2 separate regions of the Mus musculus genome follow, and region 1 is linked to region 2. The links are chromatin loops, found by intact Hi-C in ENCODE. Cell type or tissue: left cerebral cortex. All regions are shown on one strand. Each heading gives the region's core, and the rest is flanking DNA. Links, peaks and the distances in the headings are about the cores only. Region 1 overlaps Sgo1 (shugoshin 1). Region 2 overlaps Kat2b (K(lysine) acetyltransferase 2B).

Evidence for each region. A loop is a pair of places that touch in the nucleus more often than their neighbours do. Peaks named below come from ENCODE experiments on the same cell type or tissue, not always from the same donor. Only the 100,000 strongest peaks of a DNase experiment are listed, where the experiment ranks them.
Region 1: it touches region 2 in a loop (13-fold over the local background); 9 of 42 quality-filtered maps call a loop at or near these places.

What each region holds. Positions count from the first base shown.
Region 1 is chr17:53,669,013-53,682,905 of GRCm38, reverse strand. Sgo1 (shugoshin 1) reads left to right here. Exons shown (of 9, transcript NM_028232.2): 6 at 1,418-1,461; 7 at 3,205-3,996; 8 at 5,810-5,999; 9 at 6,195-8,119. The coding sequence ends at 6,306. It overlaps Kat2b (K(lysine) acetyltransferase 2B), which reads right to left. Exons shown (of 18, transcript NM_020005.4): 18 at 10,185-12,231. The coding sequence ends at 12,038. Among named protein-coding and RNA genes, the nearest start is that of Sgo1, 13 kb to the left of the region's middle. In left cerebral cortex, for the core only: a CTCF peak has its summit at 3,980 (motif pointing left); a DNase peak (open chromatin) is centred at 4,051.
Region 2 is chr17:53,578,811-53,593,997 of GRCm38, reverse strand. All of the region lies in intron 1 of Kat2b (K(lysine) acetyltransferase 2B), which reads right to left. Among named protein-coding and RNA genes, the nearest start is that of Kat2b, 19 kb to the right of the region's middle. In left cerebral cortex, for the core only: no CTCF peak of the experiment used is centred there; DNase peaks (open chromatin) are centred at 3,668, 6,239 and 6,694; H3K27ac peaks cover 294 bases.

The DNA.
Region 1 (13,893 bases), core at 1-8,000, 92 kb before region 2:
GAAAATATCCATCTCTTTTGATCAAACATTTTTTTTCAAGCAATGTATTTTGATCTTTTACCCCTCCCCAAACTCCTAGATCCTCTCTGCCCAACCAACATTATGGTCATTCTCTCAAGAGAGAGGGAAAAAAAAAGAAAACAAGAAACACAAAAATGAAAATCAGAACAAACAGGCAAAAGACCAATTAAAAAAAATAACCAAAACAAAAATAAAAAATAGACTGAGTCTGTTCTGTGCTTGCCACCACTCCCGGGTGTGGAGCCTGCGCTGGAGTGTAGTTAATTAATATACCTAGAGAAACTTGATTGGAGAAAACTTATTTTTCTCTTTGCCAGTATGAAATATCCAGCCTTTAATTAGACCACTTAGTGAGTTTGACTAACAAGTATAGCTATAGATCCAAAACTTTAGATAAAATACAGAACATCAAACTGAGTTGTAATCCCAGTGTTTAAGAGACTGATACAGGACATTCAAAGATAGCCTGGGCTACATGGCTAAACCTTGACTTGAAACCAAAAAACTTGGAAAGCTACAGCATATGGCTTCATTCTTCGTAGACCTCAGCCTTGGTGGTGCTGCCACGGAGCTGGGGTTGCCCACATGCTGTGCACGTCGCAGGGTGTGTGGCCCCTTGGCCTGTACCACTGTGCCAGGAGCCACTCCCTCCTGAGCTGTTAGGACAGACAGTGTTTCCAGATCTTGGCAGATAGTCCCAAGAGTGAGTGCCATAGACAGTTGTTGTTAGCCCTGTTAAAATCTCTTTCTTACAGAAGAAGCCATAGTACCATTTCTAGCCCCACAGGTCACTATGAAGCTTTAGTCCTTTTCAAACTGTTGGTTTTAAGATCTGACTAATGAAGTTAGATGAAACAAGGTAATCAGATTTTTATTAGATTTCAAGATAATTAGTACCCTCTACTTTATTACCAAACCTATATTTTAATTTTTATAACATAAAGTGTAAATTTTTTACAAAGAATAAAATTACAAATTATCAGTTACAGGTTTTAAGTGGAAGAAAACTTGGTTCATGAAGCAAAAATGAGTGGAAGTTTTGAAGAAAATAAAGGAGAAGCAGCTCTAGTTGACAACATTAAAGCATATACCACATGAGAGCCCCACTAGGGACGCCGGGTTCTGAAGGACTGAGTGACTGTTCCTACTGTGATGGGAGATTGGATTATGTCACGTTTTCAGAACAAACTATCTACCTTGATTTGTTTCTTTCAGTGAGAGTTAATACTAGTTGAGAAAGAAAAAGTATATCAGGCCTCATGTAAGCAACATCAGTGTGTGGGGATTTGGACTAGAATTTTGAAATGATACAGTAGCAAACTTATAGCCTGGGAAAATTTCAAATTTCTTTTGACATAATTGCTGATATTTTTGTTTTTCATTGTTATTCTTTAAGGCAAATTGCTGTTGAAGAAACTGATTGTCCTTACCAAACCACAGGTACGTCAGGTAGAAAATCTAAAAATATTGATCATTGTGGACAAGCAACCTAATTTCATTTCATTTTCTATCTTTTTATCATTTTTTGTTTTGTTTTTCGAGACAGGGTTCCTCTGTATAGCTCTGGCTCACTTTGTAGACCAGGCTGGCCTTGAACTCAGAAATCCACCTGTCTCTGCCTCCCAGAGTGCTGGGATAAAAGGTGTGCGCCACCACACCCAGCTTCTTTTTATCTTTTAAGTCTATTTGTCTGTTATTCTGTTCAAAGTAACTTTATCTTACGTAGACTGATATAAGGCATAGGTCACCGGCAATCGCAGCACTCAGGAGGGTGAGTGTCTTAGTTACTGTCCCCATGATGAAATGCCATGACCAAAAGCAATCCAGTAAAGGTTTTGTTGTTGTGTCCCACTCGTAGTTCCATATAGTTCATAAATTCAGGAACTCAAACATGGCAGGAACCTAGAGGTCAGAGATACTGGAGGAATGATGCTTACTAGCTTGCTCCTCATAGCTTGCTCAGCCTGCTTTCTTAAAGAACCCAGGACCACCAGCCCCAGCATGACACCACTCACAATGGACTGGGTCCTTCCACATCAATCACTAATTAAGAAAACACCCCACACTCTCACCTTCCCTGGATCTTACGGAGGCGTTTTTTTAGTTGTAGCTTCCTCCTCTCAGAAGCTTGTGTCAAACTGACATAAAGCTAGCTAGCACAGGGCAACAGTAGGCTTAAGAGTTCTAGGCCTTCTGAGTACACAGTTGAGACCCTGTCGTGAAAAACAAACAACACCAGCACATCGATTGATTGTACCCAGTCTACAAGAAGAAATTGTGGTTGTATCTGTAGCTGTAACCAACTGCTTCCTGCTGAAGCATTTTACATAAATTGACTTAGTTAACCCTGTTGTAGTCTAGAAATATAATCTACTTTCTGTAGCCTCAGGGAAAATAAGACATCTGACCAGAAGGAATGGAGAGGATACCACTTTGTACTAAGTGGTACACAGCATGGATGAAATTTGAATAAGCTAAGTCAGATGAAAACCCTGCTGTTCCTATAAATACAGATTATATTTATCTGAAAGGCCTAATTAGCAATTATTCAAATCTTAGTCACTTTGAAAAACTAATTTAGCTTCTGTATATTTTCCTACTTCAGACTTTTGAAGTTTTCCTCTGTGTTCACAGATTAAACAGAAAGGCTTTTTCTTTAAACCTTGGAACAAGAAGCACATAAAAACCCCTCTTAAAATGTATACTTAATGAGTATATATTTGCTTATGTTGGGGGTATTGTTTTGTTCTTTTGAGACAGGGTCTCACTATGTACATCTGACAATGAACTCAAAAGTGATCCTCGGCCTTCTAAATGTTGGTATTAAAGGCTGGCACCAGACTTAAATTCTTGTTTTATTTTGACACAGTGTCTCATTCTGTGGCCCAGGCAGTCCTAGAGCTGTGTAGCACAAGCTGGACCTCACTTGAGCTGCATCTGTCTTCCAAGTATGAGCTACACACATCTGGGCTTTTCATTCCAACAGTATTTTTAAGTGCTGATGTAAGCTGTCTGTTGTTCAATGAGGAGTAAATAGGTGTTGAGCTGTCCAGGTCTTTATTTGTGTATAGGAAGTACAGAGAAACTATTGAATAACTGCTGCAACTTTGAATTCTAATATTCTTGGAATGCAGATTTCTGAAGCATAACACTGTTTTTCTCATTTGTTTTTTAAATGGTCAGAACCAAGTCCTGCTGTTACTCCAGAGACACAGGGTTGCGATTTTGATTCAGGTAAAGTTGAGTCTACTGATGAAGTCTTACCCAGAACTATATCTATCCGTCGCCATTTAAGGAAAGATTTTAGTAATATAAGCCACTCCACGACTTTGGAGGATTGTAAAGCCAGTCCAAGAGTGGCACAGTCTCTGGAAGTTAAAGGAAGTAGATGTAGAGAAGTAACCGTAACCCTGCACAGACTTGAAAATGTTTGTCTGTGGAACAAAGACCAAATTAGCTTATGTTCTAGACTGATTAACCCAGCAAAGATTACTGAAACAGAAGTCATTTTATCATCTAAACCTGAACAAATAGAAAGCAAGCATAAACGTGCACGAAAAAGAAGAGCAGAGCAAAGAAGAACCAAGCAGAGATGCAAATCAAAATCCTCATTGAGGAGTAAGGGGAACAAAAACAAAGATAAGCAGGGTTTACCCCCTACTACACTGGATGGAGGTATTGGTTCCTGTGATGCTTACGATTTTAATCTAAAAGGGACGGTCCACCCCACCCCTTTCCGACAAAAAATGAACAATGGCTGCAACAAAGAAACGGATAGCAGCAACTCAGAAGTGAGTGACCTCGAATGCAGTACCTCTGAGGATGAGTCTGATGACCTCTACCTGCCTCCCTCCAAGCGCTTGCGAGACTACAGAGAGTCAGAGAGAGCAGTTACCAGGCCTCGGTCTAAAAGAGGACTTCAGTACCCAGATGGGAAAGAGAGGAAGGAGGTGCTGCCATCTACAGCTCCTACTGGTAAGCAGTGTGCTTTTTTGCCTGTGTTTCCAATGTTTCTGCTAAATGGTTGCCCTGATGCGGATGTAATCTTAGATACTGTACCTACCATCTGTTACTCTGGAGGAGGTTAGAGACTTCCCATCTGTCTCTCTGTAGGGGAAGTTACAGCCTGATTAAATAGTAGGAGGCGGAAAATGGAAATGCGGCTGTGTTGTTGAAGTAGTTCAAACAAACATGAATCTTACAGGAGTATTACTTCCCACAAACTGGATTCTTATCAACTAAGGAGACTTCTGAGTAGTGTGACAAGGTTGCTGTGGTTGGTTTGAATTAAAAAAAACCTTTACACTCATGAAAAAATTTTTAAAAAAAACCTCATTTTAATAGACATATATTTAATTTAATAGGAAGCATAACTTGTTTTTCTAGTTGTTGGTGAGCTTATGAGAGCAAAGAGTTCTTGTCTCATCTGTGCTGAAAACTTTGGCTGAGAAACTCTTCCTTTTCTATTATCAAAGTGGATCAGTGTTAGTCATCAGCCCGCACCTACTCACAAAGACTCTGGGAGTTGGGATTCCTGTGGCAATAGCCCCGTGCTATCAGGTCCTATCATCTCCAAAATGTTGTCCCATTGAAACAGCTCAGTCAGCCTGCTCAGTTTGTTTAACCCAGATATTAAAACTTGAACAGTGAAACTTTCCTAGCGGAACAGCTGAGCAGTGAAGCTTGCAAGATTCCGTTTTTAAACAATATATCATGAGTATTCTTTCCACTTTCCGTAGCTGTTTCTCTTTTCCTTAATAAATCTGTTTGCTCTACCTTAGGTAAAGATAGTCTGATGATAGAGTTGAACCAAATCGGCAAACTTGATAACTATTGACGTTGAGTAACACAGGCTTTCAGTGAATTACTGTTATTTTTTTGTGTTCTTTTGAAAATAAGAAGTTTTGAAAAGAACAAAATAAACACTGGAGTAGTTTGACCCCAGACTTCTAGCATGACCAGAAAACAACCATCTGGTTCTATCCTATCTCTTGAATTAGAATTTGTTAGAACTTTGCCTGTGGTTATAAATACTTAAATTTGTGAAGCTTTATTCTAGAATACAGCAGCTGGTCTAATCCTGATGTTTGGAGGTGCTCTATGCAATTAATATTGGAATTGAATATATTGATGGGGTTAAGAGGACAGACTGAAACCTAGATATTCTGTAGACTGTGGCTGCGTAGCTTCAAGTCATCTCACAGTTATAATTTAGTTTATCAAGGTTATCAGGGATAGAGGAACCTGGCTGGATGGTTATTGTGGGAGAGCTACCTAGATCTCAGAGATGGAAGGAACTTGATGTTTATGGTGGGAGAGACATCTGAATCTTGTTAACTAGCACCAATAGGAACACATTTTATCCTGGTCTTCACGGACTGATTGAGAGTTCTTGTGTGTTTAATGGAATGAATTGAAGGACCTTTGTGGTCAGTGCGCCTTCAACAGTGTTACAAACTTTGGTGTTGAATGAGACTGGTGCCTTAATGATTCTAAGTATTAAAGTGACTAAAATGCAGTGTCCCGCCTTAAACCAACTCATAGCATTTAAGCTTTTGGGGAAGAATGCTGAGTTTTAGTAAAACATTCTGTTGTAGCTAGCACTTCTTTTTGCCTGTCATAGTTTCTACATTATCTGGATTGAAAGGAAGAAAAGGCAATAAAAAGATTTTTAATCACTGATTATGAAGTGCCAGATATGTTTTGTGTTTACAATAGGTAACTTAGCACAGTTTTATTTCTGTGGTTTTTATCCACTGGTCCATATTCAATAAATACTGTATCATAGGTATCCCACCTGAGACTCAAGAGTCACCTCGTTGTAGCCTAAAGGATGTCACCAATATCCTGCAGTGTCCTAGAGTGAAGATCAGGAAGCCTTCTCTGCCTCCAAAGCGGCGTGAAGACAGCCCAGCAGTGGCTCTGACTAAACGCAGGTGTAGCACCATCAAAAGCTATAAAGAGCCAACACTCGCTTCGTGAGTATTGTTGTGTGGACTCAGCTGTGATGACTCTCGCGGGAGAACTGAAGACATGAGTGTATCATACTTGAGCCTAAGACTGGCATAATGTTAGCATAATCCTGTGCTGACTTCAAACTCGTATATTTGTAGTCATGTAATCTCAATGTCTCCCTCCCTCCCTCACTCTCTTTTCTCTCTCTTTACTTACAGAAAGCTAAGAAGAGGGGACCCTTTCACGGACTTGTGTTTCTTGAATTCTCCTATTTTCAAGCAGAAAAGGGGTATGAGATGTCCTAAAAGAAGAACCAAGCAAACACAGTAACTCATTTGATTAGCTACTGTTTAAGGTGATCCTTCTTTTTTACCTAATAAAATATTATTAGACAGTGCACAATGGGCAGAACCTCTACCAGGCTCTGATCAGGAGGGTCTCTTGGACATATACTTTGTATGGACTATTATATTACCAACATCTAAAACTTCTCCAGCATCCTTATTTTTTCCTTAAGCAGGAGAATTGCAGAGTACAAAACTTGCATCGTAGAAAACTTACATAGGATGTAGATCTTTCATAAATCCTTACCATCACAGTAAGACATAAGTGGGTGAGGATCCCTTCTGTCATTGATTCTTTCTGTAAACTGTGTATCGAATGGTGATTAAGAGAATTAATGAATTGGGTTCTGGAACAAGGTAACTGTTGTGAACTGTGAGTACTATGCTATTGCTCAGCAGAATAATAGCACTGTCGTGGACCTCAGGCTAGCCCTTTGTGTGGTCAGTCTACAGTGTAAATAAAGGTGTGAATAAAGGGGCTTCTGGCTTTGATATGTGAACAAAATAAAAGTATCCAGTTCAGAACATTGAATCTTTATGTGTGTATGTATGTCTTCAAACTTAAATCGTTGTAACTGGTCCATTGTTAAAGGTGAAGCCTATGGTGACCGCATTGTGTTTTCCTTTTGCTCTTAATGGTCAGTTACTCTTGATTATCTTCCTTTCTGGCCTTTACCACTCCCAACTTAGCTGGAACCTCTTCTGTCTTCCCTGGTTCCCCTTTTCTTCCCATTAGATTTGTCCTGTCAAGTTTTCCCAACTGAAGCCTCCAGGGCCAACATCAAGGCATTTCAATTTTCATTAAATCGGAAGAACGTTTGTCTCCTATGGGCAAGGCCCAGGGATAGATAAATACCACTCAAACAGGAGATTTTAAGCTATCAGAAGGGCCTTCTGGTGGTCATCTCAGATTTTACCCACAACTGCATGGCTTCCTACATTTACCATCAAACTGAAAGTGTGGCTCTGTCACTCACGTGCACCCCTCTCGCCCATCACAGCCTTACATTTTTAGCCACTGTTTACAGCTCTGAGGATTGGACCCACAACTCTGTGTGTGGTAGGAGTAGTCACAGCAATCCTCAGCCACTCCATTTATCATTTTCTAATGTCATGGTATCTTGAAAGTATCCATTTTAGCTAAATATAAATGCAGTTAAAAGTCTAGTTTCAGCCCAGTTAGCTGCATGTAGCGGTGATTACCATAGTACAGCCTACATAGAGAAAGGCCCTATCTGTTTTGGACAAGCTAAATTTACTTTTTCTGTAGTTAACATAAAGTAGAAAATATTTGGATTAAATTTTGCTACTTGGCTTGCAGAACCTCAGATATTTATTTTCTCCCCTTTTGTCAAAAAAGCTTTCCAAAGGCTGATATGTTGCATACATGTAATTTCAGCAATATAGAGGCTGAGTCAGGTACTACGGATCTCAAAAACCAAACAAACAAAAATCCACTTCCTGCTATAGACATTTAAATGGCTACTTCGTAGGTCAGCATGTCTAGTGTCATGGTGACGCTCACTCACTCCATGCCAGTCACTTATCTTAAAGCTGGTATTAGGCCTTTAGTCTTCTTCATCTTTCTTTATTCTTGCTGTAGTGTTTACTCATGGGCTATTAAGGGGTTTGTGTCAACATTTTTATGAAACATGTATTTTTATAAAATATGTATTGTATTATTTATGTTTATAATTGACTTAAGAGTTTGAGACTTCCCTGGTTGATAGATATAGTTATTTCTGTGGTTGTATAATATGATATAAATAAACCAGACTTAATGACCTCTTTTGAGACATAGTCAGTTGCCGCTTACTTTTTACAGTTACAGTTAAAAGTTACAGCTGCAGTTACTATTCGGTAGTTCCCCAGGGCCTGGTGTAAAGGCAGGCTCCGCAGCAGGCTGCTTCATGATGTCCAGCCAGATCCTCCAGCATTGGACAGGCTTACCTGTTGATCTCTTAGCTCAGTTCCCTGGTGGTCTGTCCCTTCTCTAGGAACAGTCTTAAAAGCTGGCATTTAACTGTTCTAGTTTGTTACAACATATAAGGTATTAAGAGAAACAATTCTACAAGGAGATCCATGCAACAAGCAAATGGAGAGAATTAAATTTTATTCCAGCTTTATACTTCTAGAAAAGATGGAGAGCTATGGCTTAAAGGAGGATTCATTAGGTGTGCTACAGCCACATGACAGCACTCAGTTGTCTTGGCATCAATCCTCTTCAGTAATTGATCGATAAGGAGTATCTGCCAGAGATATAGAGCAGTAGAGCATCTGCGAGACCCTGACTACTGTACCAAAAACGTAAAACTAACATGGAGATGAATACACGTAATTTATAAATAAACTGAGACCTAGAGAAGAGTGGGAGACAGTAAGCAAGGGGACCTAAGCCAGCGAGTAATAGCACTTGCCACCAAAACTCATGACAGGACATGTAGTGGAAGCAGAGAACCAACTACACACACACACACACACACACACACAAGCATGCACAATGAATAAGTTCATAAAAATAGGATCTCTCTCTTTTTTTTTAAACTATAAATGTATAGGGTGAAGTTAGCTCGTGTGTAAGAGGACATCAACATGTCTCCCCCCACCCTGTGCCCTCATCCATTCCTTACTTGGGAGAGTCTCAACTAAGCATACATGTAGTTTGAACATGGGTTGACATTACCATCTGCACCTCTCTCCCTTCCTGTCACTGATGAGAATGATCCCACGGTTTCGAGTATGAGATGGTTCATGCGCCTTTTCTACCTGTGGTCTCAGAAGCCTGCCTTTCACACAATTGTTTTTGATACTACAAAAGGCTTAAAGGGCAAAGCCCTGCTTCTAGCTCAGGAAATCATCGAACATCATAACTACTACTGGGTCCTCTCACCCAGGTTATTATTGAGATGTTATTGCTTGAGAGAGAGTTTTGAGGATGGTAGCAAGATTTTGCTGAAAGGACCCTGATATAGCTGTCTCTTGTGAGACTATGCCAGGGCCTAGCAAACACAGAAGTGGATGCTCAGTTAGCTATTGGATGGATTACAGGGCCCCCAAAGGAGAAGCTAGAGAAAGTACCCAAGGAGCTAAAGGGATATGCAACCCTATAGGTGGAACAACAATATGGACTAACCAGTAACCCCCAGAGGAGCTCATGTATCTAGCTGCATATGTATAAGATGGCCTAGTCGGCCATCAGTGGAAAGAGAGGCCCATTGGTCGTGCAAACTTTATATGCCTCAGTATAGGGGAACGCCAGGGCCAAGAAGTGGGAGTGGGGGGGTATGGGGGACTTTTGGGATAGCACTGGAAATGTAAATGAAGAAAATACCTAATTTTAAAAATCATATGCATTTTATCTTCTCCCCATTCCTCTGTCAGATATAAAGTGGAAATAATAGGTTGTTTTTAAACTTCTGACATCACTTATGTGAACGAAAGTTTTTTCAGTGGTAGTGGTTTAGTGAGTGACACAGGAAGTATCTTCCTTCTGACATTCCAGCAGACTGGATTTTATCTTATTTTTAATTATGTGTATATATGTGTGCATGGATATTTGCGCATGAGTATGGATGCCTGTGGAGAATAGAAGATAGAGGAGCAGGAGCTGGAATGACAGGCATCAGATGTGGGTGCTGGGGAACCGACCATATGCCTTCTGGACTAACGACTCTCTAGCAACACAAAGAGGGTTTGCTTTACATTGTTTTCTTTTGTTTATAAAATTTCCTACAACTGTGGCAAGTCTAGACATGTTCACAAAAGCTTAAGAAGTAAAGACTAAGAGCAATGGATGCTCATACCAGGTGACACATTGTTCTTTGTAACTTCAGACTGTTAGAGAAATAAAACATAACACCAGACAGAGCTTTTCAAAATATAATTTAAAACTATTTTGTACCAGTACAATATATTAATTTTACAAATGTAAAGTTTTTGTCGGCCGTTAAAGCATTTGCAAAAACCACATTCTACTTCTGCTTTATTGCACAATATCTATAAGAAAATATTAATTTTAAATTAGAAAACATAAAAATGCTTTCAATATAGAAGAGACCATCTGATTTTAAAGACAATACTCTTTAAGGATGTCTACCCAGGAAATAACAAACTTTCACAGGATACCAAACTGGACAGACGCTTCAGCGAAATCGGTACAAAGCTGTTTTAAAACCAGTCTGAGACACTTAATGCAGCCTCTATTATCACTCTTCATTAATAGTCTAGATACCACTCAAAGTGTTCCTTACATTTCCCAATGTTGAGGCATCTTCAGTGTGATCTTCAGTGAACACTATGAACATACAGCATGCCTTCCATGTCAGAAGCAGCACTCGGGAGCAATGCCAGGATATTTTCCTTCAAGCACACTACCTCTGCAAGCTATTTTTAATGACTATTAGTGACCCAATATAATTTATGCGGATAGAAAACATACATTAAATACATTTTTAAAACCTCAGCCTTTACAAAAAAATCAGTTTATAAATTTGCATCATAAAAATTAGTGTCGAGACCATTAAGGTGGCCTTCATTTAATATGGTTGTATATTAGTTGGTTTTTCCCAGAGTTGGGCTGGCAGGTGTCCCACTTTTCTATGTAGTGTAATTAGGAAATAAATCCAAGCACTAAGCTGGAGTCCCAAGACAAAAATGGTTAATAAGATTGTACAGCGAATGTTAGTGGGATATAACCCTGGACCAATAAAACAATGGAGGTGTTAAAATACTGGCCTAAACTTTGGTGAGAATTCAGTTCACCTCAGACAAACAAAACTCTGGAAGTGCAAATGGGAAATGTTCACATAGACACTGGTGATGGGGTTAAATGTACCAGAAAATACAAAGAATCCTTACATAGTGAAGCAAGGCTCCCCTGGGTTCATGTTTAGGCCACATGTCTTAACATTAACTCAACCTCAAATATTTTCAAGCTAACACCTTTGTGGCCTGGGAACGGATCTTTTAGAAGTTGGGCCCTGCACAAGCAAAGTCAAATATGAGATGGACACATATCTGCCAAGATATTATTAAATAGTGGTTGTGCACTCTCAAGTCTGTAATAGGTAGACAGAATGATCAAAGCCCCAGGAGCTTATAAAAAGTCCCTTCCTTAGGAGTCATAGCAGCCGCTATTGTGGAAGCTGCATTTTTTTTTTTCAGAACTGCTCAAAGCACCTCATCTAGATGAGTGTTTTAAAAATATATACTTATAAAAAGTCTACAAGGAGACTTCAAACATCACACAGTTCATTCACAGCACAGGTGTGTCACGGACCCTTTAAAGTCCTTCAGAATAAAATAAACTCTCATGTTCCATTAGAAAAAAAATGGAGACATTCATGGTCAAACTTTTCTCTAGATTACCCCAAATCTTGGTACTGTGTGCAATTTCCTCACATACAGGTTTTGAGGAAGCCCCTGATCATCTACCATGCAATAGTCAGCTACTGGACATGCCAGAGAAAAATTACATGATAGTAGTAAATAGATTAAAATCTATTGCTCAAAATAAAAAAAAAATCTATGATTTCCATTTAAATACGTCTCTGAAAAGCTAAAAGGAGGTTTTGTTTGTTTTTCAAAAGTGCTAATTATTACAAGTCTCTTCAACACATGATGTACAATTTAAAAACAAAAACAAAAAAACAAAAGCAACCAAAAACCTAAATGACCTGTTTTAGGCACACTGCTGATGTGTGTCTAAGGGAAAGAAATCACTTGTCAATCAACCCTGCTTCCTTAATTTTACTGAAGAAGAACTTCTCCAGGATGCTGGCGCATTTGTAGTACTCGCTCTCGGGAGGGTTGTACTCCTTGCAGTTGGTGAACACTCGTTGCAAGTCCGCCATGAATAACTTCTTAGACACATAGTACCTGTTCCTGAGGCGTTCACTCATGGTTTTCAGATCTGCACAGGAAACAACAACATTAGCGACTGTTGACTCCTCCCTCTCAGCAGCTGACAAGGGGGATGTGGGAAGAAAGCTACACTCTTGATTTGCTCTTACATCTTTGTCACTCTGATGCCATATTAAAGAAAAATTCTTTAAAGAATGCCATATTAATGCCATATTAAAGAAAAATTCTTGGGAGTAAGCAAAACCGATTCCTGAGTACTCTGCTGAAAAGGATTTCTTGTATAGCACTGCACAGACACTGACATTAGAAGGAACATGAGCAGTCATCTGCTTCCATCCCTTGTGCACCAGGAGGCTAAGAGACAGTGGAGGACTCATGGATGCTGAGTGGGGCAGGCAGAGCATTGGCACAGAATCTTTGATCACTAAAAATGATGAGGCTGAGCTCAGCTTACTAAATTTACAGTTGTTCTTGTGGGATACAAAGAAAGAAATTAATATCATATTTGCAAATACAGTGGTTTTCACATATAGTACCTAAAGGAAAACAACTAACTTTCGGTTGAGGGTCCATCGAAGAAGTCAAAATGACCAACTTTACCAAATAATCTACTTACTTATTGCTATTTCAATTATATAGATACTTTGTTTCTGTGTATGTCTGTGTGCCACATCCATGTCTAGTGCTCTCTGAGGTCAGAAAAGGACATAGAACCCCCTAGAACTAGAATTAAAGAGGGTTGGTTGTAAGTGACTGCGTGGGTGCTGAGAGTCCAACCCAGATCCTCTGGAAGAGCAGCCAGTGCTCTTAAGTGCTGAACCGTCGCTCCAGCCGAAAATAATCTATTTTCCCTCACTAAAATTGATAGTGCATATTGTTCCTGCAGGGGACCTGAGTTCGATTCCTAATACCTCTGTGGGACAGTTCTCATTAAGGAAAGGAAGGAAGCTGGGCCTCTGGGTGAAGTGACTGAACAGAAAACTAAACCACTAGGGGATACTCAAAAGTGAAGTCCAAAAAGAATGAATCATGAGGAAAGCCAGCACTCAGAAAGCTGAAGCAAAAGGACTGAGTGTGAGGCCTACTCAGTGATACTCCGCCTCAAAATAACCAGTCAACACAGGATGAAACGAGCGCAGAAGTATGACCTGATACAAGGTTGGGAGCTGGAGAGGTGGCTGGGGAATAAGAGCACTAGCTTGCTAAGGACACGGGTTTAGTTCCCAACATCCACAAGTGGCTGACAACCCTAACTCCCATCTCTCAGTCCAGTTCCAGGAGATCCAAGGACCCGTCTGTAACTTCTGCAGGCACTTCCCATGCATGGTATACGTATATACATGCTGGCAAACACTTTTACACACAAAGTTTTCAAAAGAAAATTAGAACTGGGTGTGGTGGCAGACTATTGCCAGCAATCAGATAGACCTCTGAGTTCAAGGCCAGCTTGGTCCACAGAGTGAGTTCTAGGACAACCAGGACTATACAGAGAAACCCTATCTTGAAAAATAAGTAAATACATATATAAATACATATACAGACAGATATAAAAAACATTTTTTATTAAAAAAAATGAAAAGCCCAGAAGTTGGTTCAAAGCTCTTCAAACTCTTTCTTTGAATGGGACTGGTTACAAATCCAAAGGGTTGCTAGCAGAAACAAGCTCAACTCACAGAAGGCTTCAGCCTTCCCAAAGAAGTACAATGGGTTC
Region 2 (15,187 bases), core at 3,320-11,319:
TACAATGTGAAACTTGAGGATATTCTGCTAAGTAAAATAAACCAGTCACAAGGGACAAACTCTGTATGACGTCACTTCTATGAAGAGCCAAGTTTATAAAGATACAAATGAAGTGGTGAGTGAATATGATTAATACCCATTATATACATGTATGAAATGTGAAAAGTATTCATAAAAAGGAGAGCAGGACCAGCAAGATGGTTAAGCAGGCAAAGTCATTCCTGTACAAGGAGGATGGCCTGAATCAATCCCAGAATCTCTCATGGTGTGACAGTTAATGGTATAAATTTATCCTCTGACCTGCACCATGTGCCCAAACTCACTATCTATTCATCTATCTACCCATCCATCTATCTATGTCATATGCAGACACTCCCTAATAATATAAGAAATAAGGGGGTGGGGAGCACACAACTTTAATCCAGCACTTGGGAGGCAGAGGCTGATGGATCTCTGAGTACTAAGCCAGCCTGACCTACAAAATAAAGATAGCCAGAGGCACACAGAAAAACCTGGCCTTGAAATACCAAAAATAAATAAGAATATCAAAACCTTTAAAAGTAGATAGCAGTTATCAGGTGTTAGGAAAAAGAATTGGTGCTTAATTCTCAGACTTTAATCTGTTCATTCATTTTACAAGCTAAGTTTTGTTTGGTGGTTGCCAGTGGTGACTTCTGGAAGATTTATTTATGTCTGTCTGTCTGTCTGTCTGTCTACCTATCTATCTATCTATCTACCTACCTACCTATCCACCCATCTATCTATGTATCCATCTCTCTATCTATTTACCTATTCTATTCATTTTATGTATATGTGTGTGCCTAAGTGTATTATGTGTACTATGGACATACAGGTACCACAGAACTCAATAGAAGAAGAAATCAGATGAACTGGAGTTCCAGGTGGTTGTGAGTAGCCTGACATGTGCTGGAAACTGAACTTAGGTCCTCTGCAAGAGCAGCCAGTTTTCTTACTGAGCTATCTCTCCAGCTCCCAATATTTCTTAATGTTACTGAACTATAGCCTTAAAATGGTCATGATGGCAGTGTTCTGAGTATCATTCTGTAGTTCAGGCTCGATTAGAACTCACAACCCTGGGGCTGGTGAGATGATTCGACGGTTAAGAGCACTGACTGCTCTCCGAAGGTCCTGAGTTCAAATCCCACAACCACATGGTGGCTCACAACCATCTGTAACAAGATCCGACGCCCTCTTCTGGAGCGTCTGAAGACAGCCACAGTGTACTTACACATAATAAATAAATAAATCTTTAAAACACAAAAACAAAAACAAAAAAACAAAAAACAAGAACTCACAACGCCTCTCCCCGTTAGTCTCTTTCTCTACTTGACAGCAGCTATAGTTACCTAGGAAGAAGAGTCTCAATTGGAAAAAGCCTGCATAAAACTGGCTTGTAGGCCAGCTTGTAGCACAGTTTCTTAATTAATGATTGATGGGGAGAACCCTTCAGGTAGGGTCAACTTTGGTCAGGTGGTCCTGAGGTATAGTAGAAAGTAGACTGCGCAAATAATGGGCAGCAAGCTAATAAGCAACATTCTGCCATGGCCTCTGCATCAGCTCCTGCCTCCAGGTTCCTGCCCTGACTTTCCTGGATGATGGATTGCAAATGGTAAGATTAAATAAACCCTTTCCTCTTCCAGCCTCAATCTCCAAAATGTTGGGATTCCAGGAATAAGCTATCATACGATGCTAAGATTCTACATTTTTAAAAGTTCTCTGGTTATGAAGAGATGGTTCAGAGGTTATGAGCACTTCTTGACCTTGCAGCAGATCCATCGAGAGTTGGTTCCCAGCACTCACATGGGTGGCTCACAACCATCTGTAACTTCAGGATGATGTCCTCTCTGACCTCCACAGACATTACGTATGCATGTAGTGCATGCATATTCATGAAGGCAAAACACTCAAACACACAATTTTTTTTTTTTTTTTTTTTTGGGTTTTTTGGTTTTTTGAGACAGGGTTTCTCTGTATAGCCCTGACTGTCCTGGAATTCACTTTGTACACCAGGTTGGCCTCGAACTCAGAAATTTGCCTGCCTGCCTCTGCCTCCCGAGTGCTGGGATTAAAAGTGTGTGCCACCACGCCCGGCCAAAAATATTTTTTAAATCTCTATAGTGTGGCTATGGCCCAGAGGTAGAAGGCTTGTCTAACATAGATGAAACCCTGAGTTTAAGACCTTCACTGTGTTACTGACTCCCACAAAGAAACGTTCCAGTCGCATTTTTAAAAATTTGTTGACAATTGCATCCATGTACGGAGCACTGTGATCATACTCATGCCAACTCTTTCCTCCCTAGGTACCAGACCTGGGCCTCAAGCTTGCTGGTCAGTAAGCCACATCGTTAAGCCCAGAAAAACATCTCTTCCTCTTCCTTCTCTTCTCCCGCTTTCTCTTTTTCCTTTTGATAGACCGGGTCGGGTATGTAGCCCAAGCTGGCTTCACATTTGTGCTGTTCCTCTTGGCCTAGCCTCCCATCTGCTCAATTACAGGTATGAGCTATAAGCATCATTATGTTTGTACCCACAGATTAGTGCTGTTCTTAGCAGGGGTCAGAGAAACTTCCTTTTGCAGAAGATGACAGTTAACACAGAATCTAATAACTGGTAAAAAAGTAATCTGGATATATAACCGTTGGATGTTCAGTCCTAAATCAGACATCTACCTCACCTCCTCCAAGGCTCAGAGAACAACATAGAAGAGATGGTGGGATGAATGCTAAGAGTCAGAAGATGGAGATAAGGATATGAAACACTCTGGATATGACATGGCTGTCATAATCATGTACTCTTGTAGCTGTGGCTGGTATGCTGGAGACAGAATCAGAGACAATGCCCCCACCCAACACATACACAAGATCTCACTCTGTAGCCCAGATCTAACCTCAAACCTGTGATCCTCCTGCCTCAGCCTCTCAACTGGAATTCTTTTGGGGGCTTGGGAGAGGGCTTTGACACAGGGTCACATTTTGTATCCCAGTCTGGCCTAGAACTCACTATATAACCCAGCAATCCTCCTGCCTTGGGGTCCTGAATAGAGACTAACTCCAAATGTGCCGGTTTTCAATGGAATTTTTCAGTTTCCACAAACACACACACATACACACACTTTTATCTGTGAAGATGTTTAGCATCCAGCTGATCTGAGTTTTCTTTCTTCCTTCCTTCCTTCCTTCCTTCCTTTCTTTCTTTCTTTCTTTCTTTCTTTCTCTTTTTTGTTTGTTTTGTTTTTTTCGAGACAGGGTTTCTCTGTGCAGCCCTGGCTGTCCTGGAACTCACCCTGTAGACCAGGCTGGCCTCGAACTCAGAAATCCGCCTGCCTCTGCCTCCCAAGTGCTGGGATTCCAGCTGAGTGTTCAACTCTGTGAACACCTCACCCAACTGGCTGGCTAGCACCCAGTCACTACCAGTCACTACATATCTAAGCTATATATATATATAATCTTTATATAAGCTGTATTAGACAGAGTTTACACAGATAGACTGATGGGCTACCTCCATCCTCCACCTGATGTTTAGGCACCAGGGCAATGGGATGGGTAGAGTCAAGCCTCCCCCGTGGTTGCTTTGGAAGCTCACATTCTCAAGAAACCCACATAACCAGCCCAACCTGTGAAACAGATCTTGCAGCCCACATTCCCAACTGCCTACGCCAGCTTTCTGCCTAAAGCTCTATGACAGGATTTGTCTTCAACACCATCAGCCCCCGTTCAACCACCCCTAGCCCTGCATCCCATGGCCCTTCTCCAACTTCTAAGGCTCAGTGACATTTTGACTCAATGCCTCGCCCACCGTCCTCTGAGTCTCATCCTTACACCTTCTGCAAGTTTGCTGCCAAGGGCTCCTTCACGCCACCATGGTTGGAAGGATGCTTCCTCCCCTCTCCCCACACATTCCTTACTCTCAAACCTTTCCTCTTATAAACACAAAAAATAAAATTTTAATAAAAAAGAATAATGAAAATCTTGTTCTATTCAAAATTCAAAAGTTCCAAACTAATTTTTTTTTTTTTTTTTTTTTTGGTTTTTCGAGACAGGGTTTCTCTGTGTAGCCCTGGCTGTCCTGGAACTCACTCTGTAGACCAGGCTGGCCTCGAACTCAGAAATCTGCCTGCCTCTGCCAAAGTAATTTTTTGATGAAAGAAGAAAAACTAATAAAAGGCACTATCAGACAGTGAAGATGGATGAAACACAAACAACAGTAGCAGAGAGGTGGAAGAGGGTGTAAAAGCACACGTTTTCTAATTTCAACTCTGTTGGGTCTTCTCCTCCTCCTCTTCTTCCTTCTTCATCTTCCTCTTCCTCCTCTTCTTCTTTCTTCCTTCCTTCTTTCCTTTCTGACTTTCCTTTTACTTTTTTCCCTTGTGGTAAAATCCCTAAAAATGCCATTGATAGTGAACACCTAAACCTTCAGAATGACCTTCCTAACTATATAGACGGTCCCTGGGATTCACAGAGTTCGAGACTTCGTAGGTGTTTGAGTAGCTACCACGATCCAGCTGTGTGATGGTTTTTTTGAGTTCATTATAAAGGTGATTTTCTTGTGAGAGAGGGTCTCACCATATAACCCTGGCTGGCCTATAATTGGCTGTATAAACCAGGCTGGCTTTGAACTCACAGAGATGGGTCTGCTGCATTCTAATTTGGGGGATTAAAGGCATGAGCTAACATGCCCAGTCAGTACACTAAGAGGATTTTTTAAAACTCGCTACTGGGAGCTGGAAATATGGCTGGGAGGTTCAGAGTACTTGTTCTTACAGGACAGAGGTTCAATTCACAGGACCCAAATGGAAATCACAACCATCTATAACTCCAGTCCCAAGAGATGATACTCTTCTGGCCTCCATGACTACTCAGCATGCATATGATGCAGACATACATGCAAGCAAAACACCAGCATAAAGAAAATAGTTTGTTGCCAGGCGGTGGTGCCGCACGCCTTTATTCCCAGCACTTGGGAGGCAGAGGCAGGCGGATTTCTGAGTTCAAGGTCAGCCTGGTCTACAAAGTGAGTTCCAGGTCAGCCAGGGCTATACAGAGAAACCCTGTCTCGAAAAACCAAAAAAAAAAAAAAAAAAAAGGAAGAAAGAAAGAAAATAGTTTGTCTTTTAATCTTGCTTAACTACCAAGGAGAGCATTTAATTTTTTTCAAGACAACTCTGGTCTAAATCATCTTATTTTCCGAACAACCCACAGGAAGGCCAGGTGAATAATTCAATGATAGAGAAGGGTTTCACTGGCCTGAGTTTACATAGCTGGCAAAGAGCAAGGGGCCAAAACCAATACCAGAACTCAGCTCTGGCACCTGAAACTACCTTGTGGCACCTCCTTCTTAAAGTGCAGGGACACAGAAATCAGTGGGGTGGCATATAACCTGTCGAGCATCACTCAGCAGGTGAAAGCAGCAGGACCAGGAGTTCAAGGTTATCGTGGCTACAAAGGCTGTTGGAAGACCAACGAGATTCCAAGACTGTCTCAATTTGCCCCCTCCACGAAAAACAGAAAGTGGCTACTGGTGAATGCAGCCACACGTTTGAATCTCAAAAACACTGCTGCACTAAAGTGTATTGTGTAATACCGTTTTCTGGTGATGGTGGCAGTACTAAATGTGGAACCCAGGATCATCTTACCTCTTAAGCTACATCTCCGCCTCTCTGTTTACTGGTTTTCTTTGAAACCAAATCTAAATCATGCCCAGGCTGGCCTTAAATTCCTTCTGTGGCCTTAAATTCCTCTTAGCCTCTTAATGGAGCAACTAGAGTTATGAGGCCTACACCACCAAAGAACAAAACTCAGAGTCAGTTCGGAAGCAGCTTCTAGGGGTGGGGTAGGGCTGAAAGGAAAAGAGCAGGAGAGAAGACTCCAGAATGTTCTTGCTTGGGCATGGTGAGGCACACCTGTATGTAATCCAGGCACTTGCAAGGCTGAGGCAGAAGGATTGCCATGAGTTCAAGCATGAGCTACACAAGTAGCATCCTGTCTCAGGCTTGAAATGAAACTTGCTTAAAATGTTTAAAGCACTAGGTTCAACCCCCAGCATACTCACTCCTCACTGAACAAAAAAATAAATTTTTTTTTCTCTGCACAGTCCCTGCGGGGTAGGACAGGAAGGGATTCCCCAGGCACTACCAGCAACTTCTCTGTTTTCCTTCAGTGTGGCACTTACCATGTTCTGTTATTTTCTTTTTCACCATCTGCTTCTGCTACCAGAAAGCAAGCTCTACAAGAATAAGGACCCATCTGTCACTACACCCCCACATCGTCTACATCAATGCCTGGCAGCCTGAGTAACAATGTTGACTGAACGGAAAAACTGTCACTATCTACAGTGCACAGCCATGAAGCTCGAGTCTGGGAAGGGTGAGAAGCCTCGGAGGGCACAGATGGAAAGTGCCATGTGAGAATTTGAGCTCAGGTCTGTGGTCTAACCGCCCTGAGGTTTGGGTCTCCTCGATTTCTTGGCTTGTTTTCTGGCAGTTCAGAAAGCTGTCTTCTACAACTCACGATGGTTTTCTCTGAAGTGACTTTAAATGTGACTTTCCACTTTAATTTTTCTCCTCCTCCATTATTGTCTCTCTAGCAAGAGGCTGCTGCGGCTTTCACCTCCCTTTACACATGCTGGCCCGGGGAACTGTTCCGACGGAAGAAGAGTCAAGTAGTCATTCCTACAGGGACGCGCAATCCTGGGTTGCATGACTCATTTGTTATTTCGAAGTATGCTGACCTTGGCTTCCTTGGCATTCTGCCAGCCCATTTCAACACCAGCTTGTTACAGCAGATGCAAATTAGTGCTGCCACCATCTACCACTGAAACAGTCACTGGCATTCCTTGATCTGGGCCCTGTCTTGGAATCTCCTGCACAGCAATGGGGAGGGGGTTCCAAAAGGCTTCAGCAAGGCACATTAACTAAGGGAGATTGGGAACCATGGTCAACATGGAACTTAGTACCCCAACCCAACCCTGAGGCAACCAAAGAGATAAGTCTCCTTCAGAGAGTGGGGGACAGTCATTCCAAGGGCATTCAGTTTTTTCCAAAATCAGTATATTCATGATTTAGAAATTATAAAGCTGTGCATGGTGGTCTATGCCTCCAATGCCAAAACTCACAGGCAGGAGGCAGGAGGATCAGAAACTCAAAGTCAACACTGGCTTCATAGAAAGTCTGAGCTGTCCCTGGATTCACATGACCTTGCCTTAAAAAGAGAGAGAGGGAGGGCAGAGGGAGGAAAGGAAGAAAAGGGGATGGGATGGGGACAGAAGAATAGCTGGCTCCTAAACAAAAAAGTAAAGACAACTTACTGCCACTTTAAAAGAGCAGTGTACACAAAAATATATAAACAAGAGCAATGTAGGTCTATACATAACTGATGTCATTTCTATTTCATTAATGTAGTAGACTTTTAAACTTTCTGGAAAGTCAATTTTTGTATTGTATAGGTTTATTTTGGTCTGTTGGTTGGCTGACTTTCTGAAACTGGCTTTCTCTATGCCGTTCTGACTGGTCTGGAACTCTCAAAAGAGATCCTGAGAAATCCTGCCCCTGTCTCTAAGTGCTGAGACTAAAGGTATGTACCATCATGCCTTTCAAAACAGTAATGATGTCTTTAGGAAAATATGATTATGACAGAGCAGAAAGAGTGAATTTGAGGCTAACAGAAGCTGCAAAAAATGACCCTGTTCTCAGCAACAACCAACGACAAAAGCTGGAAAGATTGCATTAGTCTGTGATGCCAGCATTGAAGAAGTAGCCTCGACTAAATAATGAAACCCTATTTGAACAGAAAGAAAAGCCAGCCGTGAGCGAAGAGAACCACACTAGGAGATGCCTCAGTCCCAGCTGCCAGGTCTTTTGCTTTGGATCCATAGCTACAAAGTCTCTTAGAGCCTCAGTTTCTCTTCCTTTTGTCTCAACACAAGAGTCTCACTCTGCAATCTAGAATGGCCTAGACCTCACTACGTAACCCAGGTTGGTCCCAAACTTTGTGCAATCCCCTGCCTCAGTTCTGGGTTGTCAGGATTATAGGTGTAAGCCACCTCATATGGCTACCTTTCCCAAATTTAAAAAATGTTTTCTTGGGCTGGAGAAGTGGCTCAGCGGTTGGGAGCACTGACTGCTCTTCCGAAGGTCCTGAGTTCAAATCCCAGCAACCACATGGTGGCTCACAACCATCCATAATGAGATCTAATGCCCTCCTTCTGGGGTGCCTGAAGACAGCTTCAGTGTACTTACATATAAAATAAATAAAAATAAAAAATAATTTTAAAATGTTTTCTTGCCAGGCATGGTGGTACACAACTTTAATCCAAACATTCGAGAGGCAAAGGCAGGTGGATCTCTGTGTTCAAAGCCAGTATAGTCTACAAAGCAAGTTCCAGAACACCAGGGCTATTATACCCTGTCTTGAACACACACACCAAAAAGTGTTTTCTTTCTTCTAGTCTCACAAAGCCTTTGAATATAAAATTATCATCTTACTCGACAACTATTTTTTGAGTGCCTAGGATGTACATCTTCATGCTATGAGAAATAAGTCCAAGTCCCTGCTTCATGGGACTCAGAACATGGGCAAGAAATGGTTTTCAAACTTTTGATATCTAGGGGTATAGTTCAGGAAATGTGTGTATGTGTGTGTGTGTGTGTGTGTGTGTGTGTGTGTGTAATACATATATACATACACAATGATTTCCAACTCTTGGTAAGTGTAACAAATGAATGAAAAGGATAATTAATATTACAAGGTGATGGATGGCATGCTCCTGTTTAGACAGGCAGGGGAGAGGAGTTAAACATTTCTGAGATATTGGAATCTGAGACCATATGAGAAGGAAGTTTGAGAACAAGTTACAGAAATAAACACAGGAAAGAGCTGAAGGATAGCTCAGTAACAAAACACTTGTGTAGGATGCACAAGACCCCATTCCCATCCTTTTCCATTTCCAGCACAGGAAACAAAAAGGGGAGGGGGTTATGCAAGCATGCCTCTTTGTGTGCAAAGACAGAGGTAACCCAGGTAAAATCTGACGGAGAGAGGAATGCAACTCAAAAACATAGGGGCTTCGTGATCACATGTACGGCTCAATGGACAAAGGTGTCTGCTGATGGGCCTGAGTTTGATCCATGGGTCCCACATGGTAGAAGAAAAGTGGTGCCTCCGGTTTTCCTCTGACCTCCACATGTAAGCAATGGCTTGGGCACACAACACATGTGCACACACACAATAAATTAAAAATATGTAATTAAAGAAGTAGAAGCCAGTTAAATTAGACTCTATCTGGGAGAGAGAAAAAAAAAATGGTCCACATAGTTAAATGAATACCAGGAATAGCAGTAAAAGCCAGAACTGTACACACAGTAAGTCAGCTCAGAACTGACAATCACTCTTGGTGAACAGTGCCCTGCCGGCTACCAAGAGATGGGTATGGATAGTCACATGATTCCACTGAGGAAGCTCATCTTAATTTCCCATTATGGAAAAGCTGTGAGAACCTGTTGAGTAATCCTACTTCTCTGCCATTCCTGAGGAGACGGGGGCACACAGGAGTTTGGCATCAGCTGAGGAATGTACAAATGAGTGTTCTCTTTCCAGAATCTACAGGCAGTAGGCCAACATCACAGAGATGCTGTTGTTCCCCCCACTCCCCAGATTTCTGTGCAGGAGTCTGGCAGCCTTTTAAGAAAGCTACCATCCTCCCAAGCTCTCCAGTTCTACACACCCTCTGGAAGACAATGGGTTGATAACTCTAGTCATCTTCCAGAACCACGGGTTGGAAGCAACAGGATTTCACATGAGAGTTACCATTTCAGGACTCATCACGACCAACACCAAGAACAAGGAACCATGGCACTAAACAGAAGGAAGTCTACAGCTGGCATTCCACCAGCTGTGACATCACCTCTCTTACCCGACAGCCTATCAGCTATCTCCCAGCATTCCATTCCTGCCCACATTGTTGTGGTTAGGCACGTTGATTTCATGTCCATATTCCTGCCTCACAAGGCCTTCTCAGTACAACTGAATGTCAAATTTCCATCTGCTCTTTCAAAACCCGAAGTAAATTCCAGTTTAGGAGCCTAAAGAGTGAGGAGTGCCGGGCCGTGGTGGTGCACGCCTTTGATCCCAGCACTCGGGAGGCAGAGGCAGGCAGATTTCTGAGTTCGAGGCCAGCCGGGTCTATACAGTGAGTTCCAGGACAGCCAGGGCTATACAAAGAAACCCTGTCTCAGAAAAAAAAAAAAAAAAAAAGAGTGAGGAGTAACTCAAACCTGTCACCCCCGCACCCAATGGGCTGAGCCAGGATTGTAAGTCCCAGGTAAGTCTTGGGTTTCATAACAAAACTGCACCTCAAAAGACCAAACAACTAAATAAAAACTTAATTTTTAAAAAAATGAAATCAATTCTCTAACGTTTTCCATATCCATTGACTTCCATTTTTTAAATGGCTAGCAAATTTAACTTTGTTTTTTTTAACTTAGAAGCAAGTGTTGTTATAGCTAGGTGATGGTGTCCCAACCCTTTAATTTGAACATAATGTTTGGTTTGTTTCTTTTCTCTCTGGGTAGCCCTGCCATTCCTGGAACTTACTCCGTAGACTAGGCTGGCCTCAAATCCTCTGCCTCTAGAATGCGGAGAATAAAGGCATGTGCCATCGCTGACTAGCTTTGAACGCAATACTGTACGCAAAATAAATTTTTAAAGTTTTGTTTGTTTGTTTGTTTGTTTAGAGGCTGTGTCTCAATATGTAGCTCTGACCGGCCTGGAACTCTTTGTATAGACCAGGCTGGCCTTAAACTCACAGAAAATCCCCGGTCTCTGCCTCTTCAGTGTTGGGACTGAAGGTGTATGCTACCATGTCTGGCCCTTTTCTCTTTTCAATAATCCTATAATCGCAGCACTTCGGAGGCAGAATGAGGGAGATTAGGAGTTCAGGATCACTTTCAGCTACATATCAAGGCCAATCTGGGCAACATGACGTGAGAGGAAGGGGGGCAGGGCTTTGGGTTTACAGTGTACTAACTCTACAGTCCTAGAAACTGCTTAGGGTGCTGGGGCCTCCAAATTAAACTCTCCATTCCTTACCCTCCTGACAAGCTGGCAGCTTCTGCAGCGTTCTTCTAATAGTCTTGTCTTGCCTGCCAGCTTTAACGCCCTCAGAGCCGTACACATGCTCACCCTATCCCAACAATAAAGAATACTGATTTCTTACAGCCTGTGCAAGATCCACGGAATGGAAAAGCCTTTGTCCACATCTCTTCAGACAGGTCAGGTGAGAGCAGAGTACCTAGAAAGATGAAATCTCTCCCAGAGCCTTTAGAAGAGTTCTGGGTATCCACTCTACCAGCAAGTGGTTTTCTTGGCCATCTTCTCACCCAGGGTGATCAAATGAAACAAGATAGCACCTTGGGCCAAACACTCACGTCAGAGAACACTGTTCATTGTTTTGTTTTGTTTCACGCAAGGTTGCATGCTTGTTTGTTCATTTGTTTGTTTGAGGTAAGGACTCTGACTGGCCTGTAACTGTGTTACTGTGGCCCAAGAAGGCTCTAAATGAAGAGTTCCCTCTGACTCAACTTCCTGAGTTCTCAGATTACAGGTGAATGCCATTACACTTGACTGACAAACACCTTTAAAAATAAAGTACGGGAACTATGAGAAACTTTTCTTTTCTATCCAAAGTAATTAGCTGTAAGGGCCCCACAGTTCCTGAACCTCCCTCCTCCCCCACTTTTTGCAGATTAGCTAACAGTCAGATTGTTAAGTCAAGATCCCACCACGGAGATAAGATGCAGTCACTCCTACAACAAGGATGAAAGACAGATGCCATCTTGACTGACTCTACTCACTAGCCCAGTTTGGATTCTGGCACACCATTTTGCAAAAAGAAATTGCCTTGTAAAATTACTTTCACTTTCTTCCTTTGTAAAACACCAAGAGTACTCTTTTCCCACAAGACTCAGCAAATAAAGTGTGGATGAATTCTACCCCAGAACCCATATAAAAGTGAAAGAAGAGAACTAACTCCACAAGTTTTCTCTTGAGCTCAGAATGTACACGTGTACACACACACACACACAAACACACCATAAGACACATACAAAGCCGGGCAGTGGTGGTGCACACCTTTAATCCCAGCACTTGGGCTGCAGAAGCAGGAGGATTTCTGAGTTCAAGGCCAGTCTAGTCTACAGAGTGAGTTCCAGGACAGCCAGGGCTATACAGAGAAACCCTGTCTCAAAAAAAAAACAAATAAATAAGTAAATAAGTAAATAACACATACAATATAGTAATAAAGATGATAATGCTAATAAATGTAAATAATAAATTTAGAGAAAAGAACTGCATGTTTGAGTTCACTCTGGACTAAGTAGCAAAAAGAAGTCTTGGAAAACACAAAACAGATTGGATTTTGTGGCACACACCTTTAACCCTAGCATCAAAGATGCAGAGGCAGAGAATCTCTGTGAGTTCAAAGCCATCACACTCTACATAGTAAATTCCAGGACAGACAAGGCTATGTAGAGAGAAATCCTGTCTCAAAACAGAGACAGACAAAGAAACAAAAAACATAAAACAAAACAAAAGCTGCCTCATCCTTGGAAGATAAATAAAAATTAGAGTTAGTCCTGGGATCTTTCATTTAAGAAAGTCCCAGCTATTCTAACTCACACGGGGTATGTCACAGCATGGTGGGACACAGGGTGGGATGGCTGTATTGCAGTTGGTGGAGCGCTAATTTAGGATGCATGAAATTCTGGGTTTAATCAACAACACTACCTAAAGCCAGGTGTGGTGGGCCAAACAATTCTGAAGTAGCTTCAAGAAAGCCAAGAACTCAAAGCCATCCTCAACTGCTTACTAACTTTGAAGCCAAGACATGAGACTCTACCTCAAAATGAAATCAAAAGGAAATGATGTCACGTGTCTATAATCCCAGCCCTGGAAAAAGGACAGGTAGGCAAGTCCCTATGAGTTACAGGCCAACCAGGGCTACATAATGTCTCTCAGAATCAAAACCTGTGGGCATGGTGGCACATAGCTTTAATCCCAGCATTTGGGAAGCAGAGGCAGACAGATCTCTGTGAGAGTAGGTCAGCCTGGTCTACAGAGTGAGTTCCAGAACAGCCAGGGCTACACAGTGAAACCTGTCTCAGAAGAAAAACAATCAAACAAAAAGAAAACAACAATAACAACAGCAAAACCACCTTAACCATCCCCAATCATTGTTTGCAACTATACCTGTCCTACATCCAAACAGGCCACAGAAAGATCTTGCTCTGTTTTGCTCTGTAAGCCTATAAACTTTCTCAGGAGTATAACACTACAAATTACAATCTGATATTTTTATAAGCTTGAAAATGTCTGAGAAAATACAAAAGTAGATTTTTTTTTCTTTCCACCCTTTTGTTCTGAACCTGCCAAATAGCACTAAGTCTGCCTGCCAGGTTCTGATATTTACCAGCGTTTGGAGGTGTTGCCACCTTCCAAATGGCTACTATACACTTCACGGCTGAGGACAAATCTTTCACAATAGGGTTGGCAGGAGAGAGAGGCAGAAGGATTACAGGACACCTGAAGCTGGCACAGGCCGAGGCCAGGAGAGGAGAAGAGAAAGGTCTTGTCTTGATTTTCCATTTGTGTGTTTGTTTTTAGATAGGGTCTTTAGTAGCCCAGGCTAACTTCAAACTCAGTATATAACTGAAGCTGACCTAGAACTCTTTATCTTCCTACCTCTACCTCCTAAAAGCAGAGATCAGAGGCATAAGGCCACCAAACCCAGCAGACTAAACTTTTAAACACATTTTATCTTCCCCATCCCTGTTTTGTATTTTATTGTAACATAGTTGCCAATTTGATGAATTTCCAAAAGTATACTTTTAACTCGGTTCCAGTTTGTAAACGAGTAATGACTCAGACTCACTGTGCACATCCTCTTACCTGCTTGAGTTACAGGGAATAAAGCTGTTTTAAAATTGTCTGCAGGGCTGGAAGATAGTTCAACTGGAAGGTTGCTTGCTGGGCAAGCATTAAGACCTACATTCAAATCCTAGGTTCCTAAGTGAAAGCCCGGCCTGTGGGTGGTAAGGACAGGCTCTCAAAGGCTTGCTGCCTGACAGCTTAGCTCCAGATTCAGTGAGAATCCCTGTCTCAAGGAACTAAGGCAAGGCATGAAAGAAACAGAGGAAGGACGTTCCTCTGTCACTGGTGCTTACATGTGTACAAGCAACACACACACTGAGTATAGAAAGAACAGTGAGTAGCTAGGCAGTGGTGGCGCACACGCCCTCAAGGAGGGAAGGGACCAGAGACAGAGAATCTCTGAGTTCTAGGCCAACCTGGTCTACAGAGTGAGATTTAGGACAGGCTATACACAGAGAAACCTTGTCTTGAAAACCAAAGGGTGGCGGGGGAGGGAAGGAAAGGGAGAGAGGGAGGAAAGGAGAGAGGGAGGGGGAGAGAGAGAGAGAGAGAGAGAGAGAGAGAGAGAGAGAGAGAGAGTGAGAGAGGGAGAGGGAGAACAGTGAGCAGTTCATACATAAAGATGCCTATGATTTACAAAGGAAAGTTTTCAGATTCCTAGTGTAATTCAAATTAATACTAAAGGAACTGTTTTTGCACCCCGCCAAGGTGTTTATCAGACTTTTGAATATGATGTTTCTCCAAAGCAGAATTTTCAGCTCTCGCCTCCTGACCAGATAATTCTTTACTGGGTAATACTATCCCTTGCTTTCTATCTGGTAAGGGTTCAGGCATTTCTTCCTCTCAGAGGCCATGACCAAAAAAAAAAAAAAAATGCTTCTGCTTCAGGACACAGCCATATGCCCCCAGGAAGAGGCACTAAATGGCCCCCAGAAGAGGGGAGGGTGGTACTTTAAATAGAAAGTTGCCGCCTGGTGTGGGGGAGGGGACCTGAATCCCAGTGCAGAGAGGTGGAAGTAGGTCAGGAGTGCAGAGCCATTGAAATACATGAGACCAATCTCAAAAAGCCAAAAGACTGACCAATACGAGGAAGCGTGCTCGCACTTGAACGCACACACACGCACATGCACGAGCGCACACACACACACACACACACACACACACACACACACACACACACCACTGCTCTCTCTGCAGCTCCAAGGTTTGCTCAGGTATGGCCCACTGGCTGGCCTCAGCCACAGGAAGAC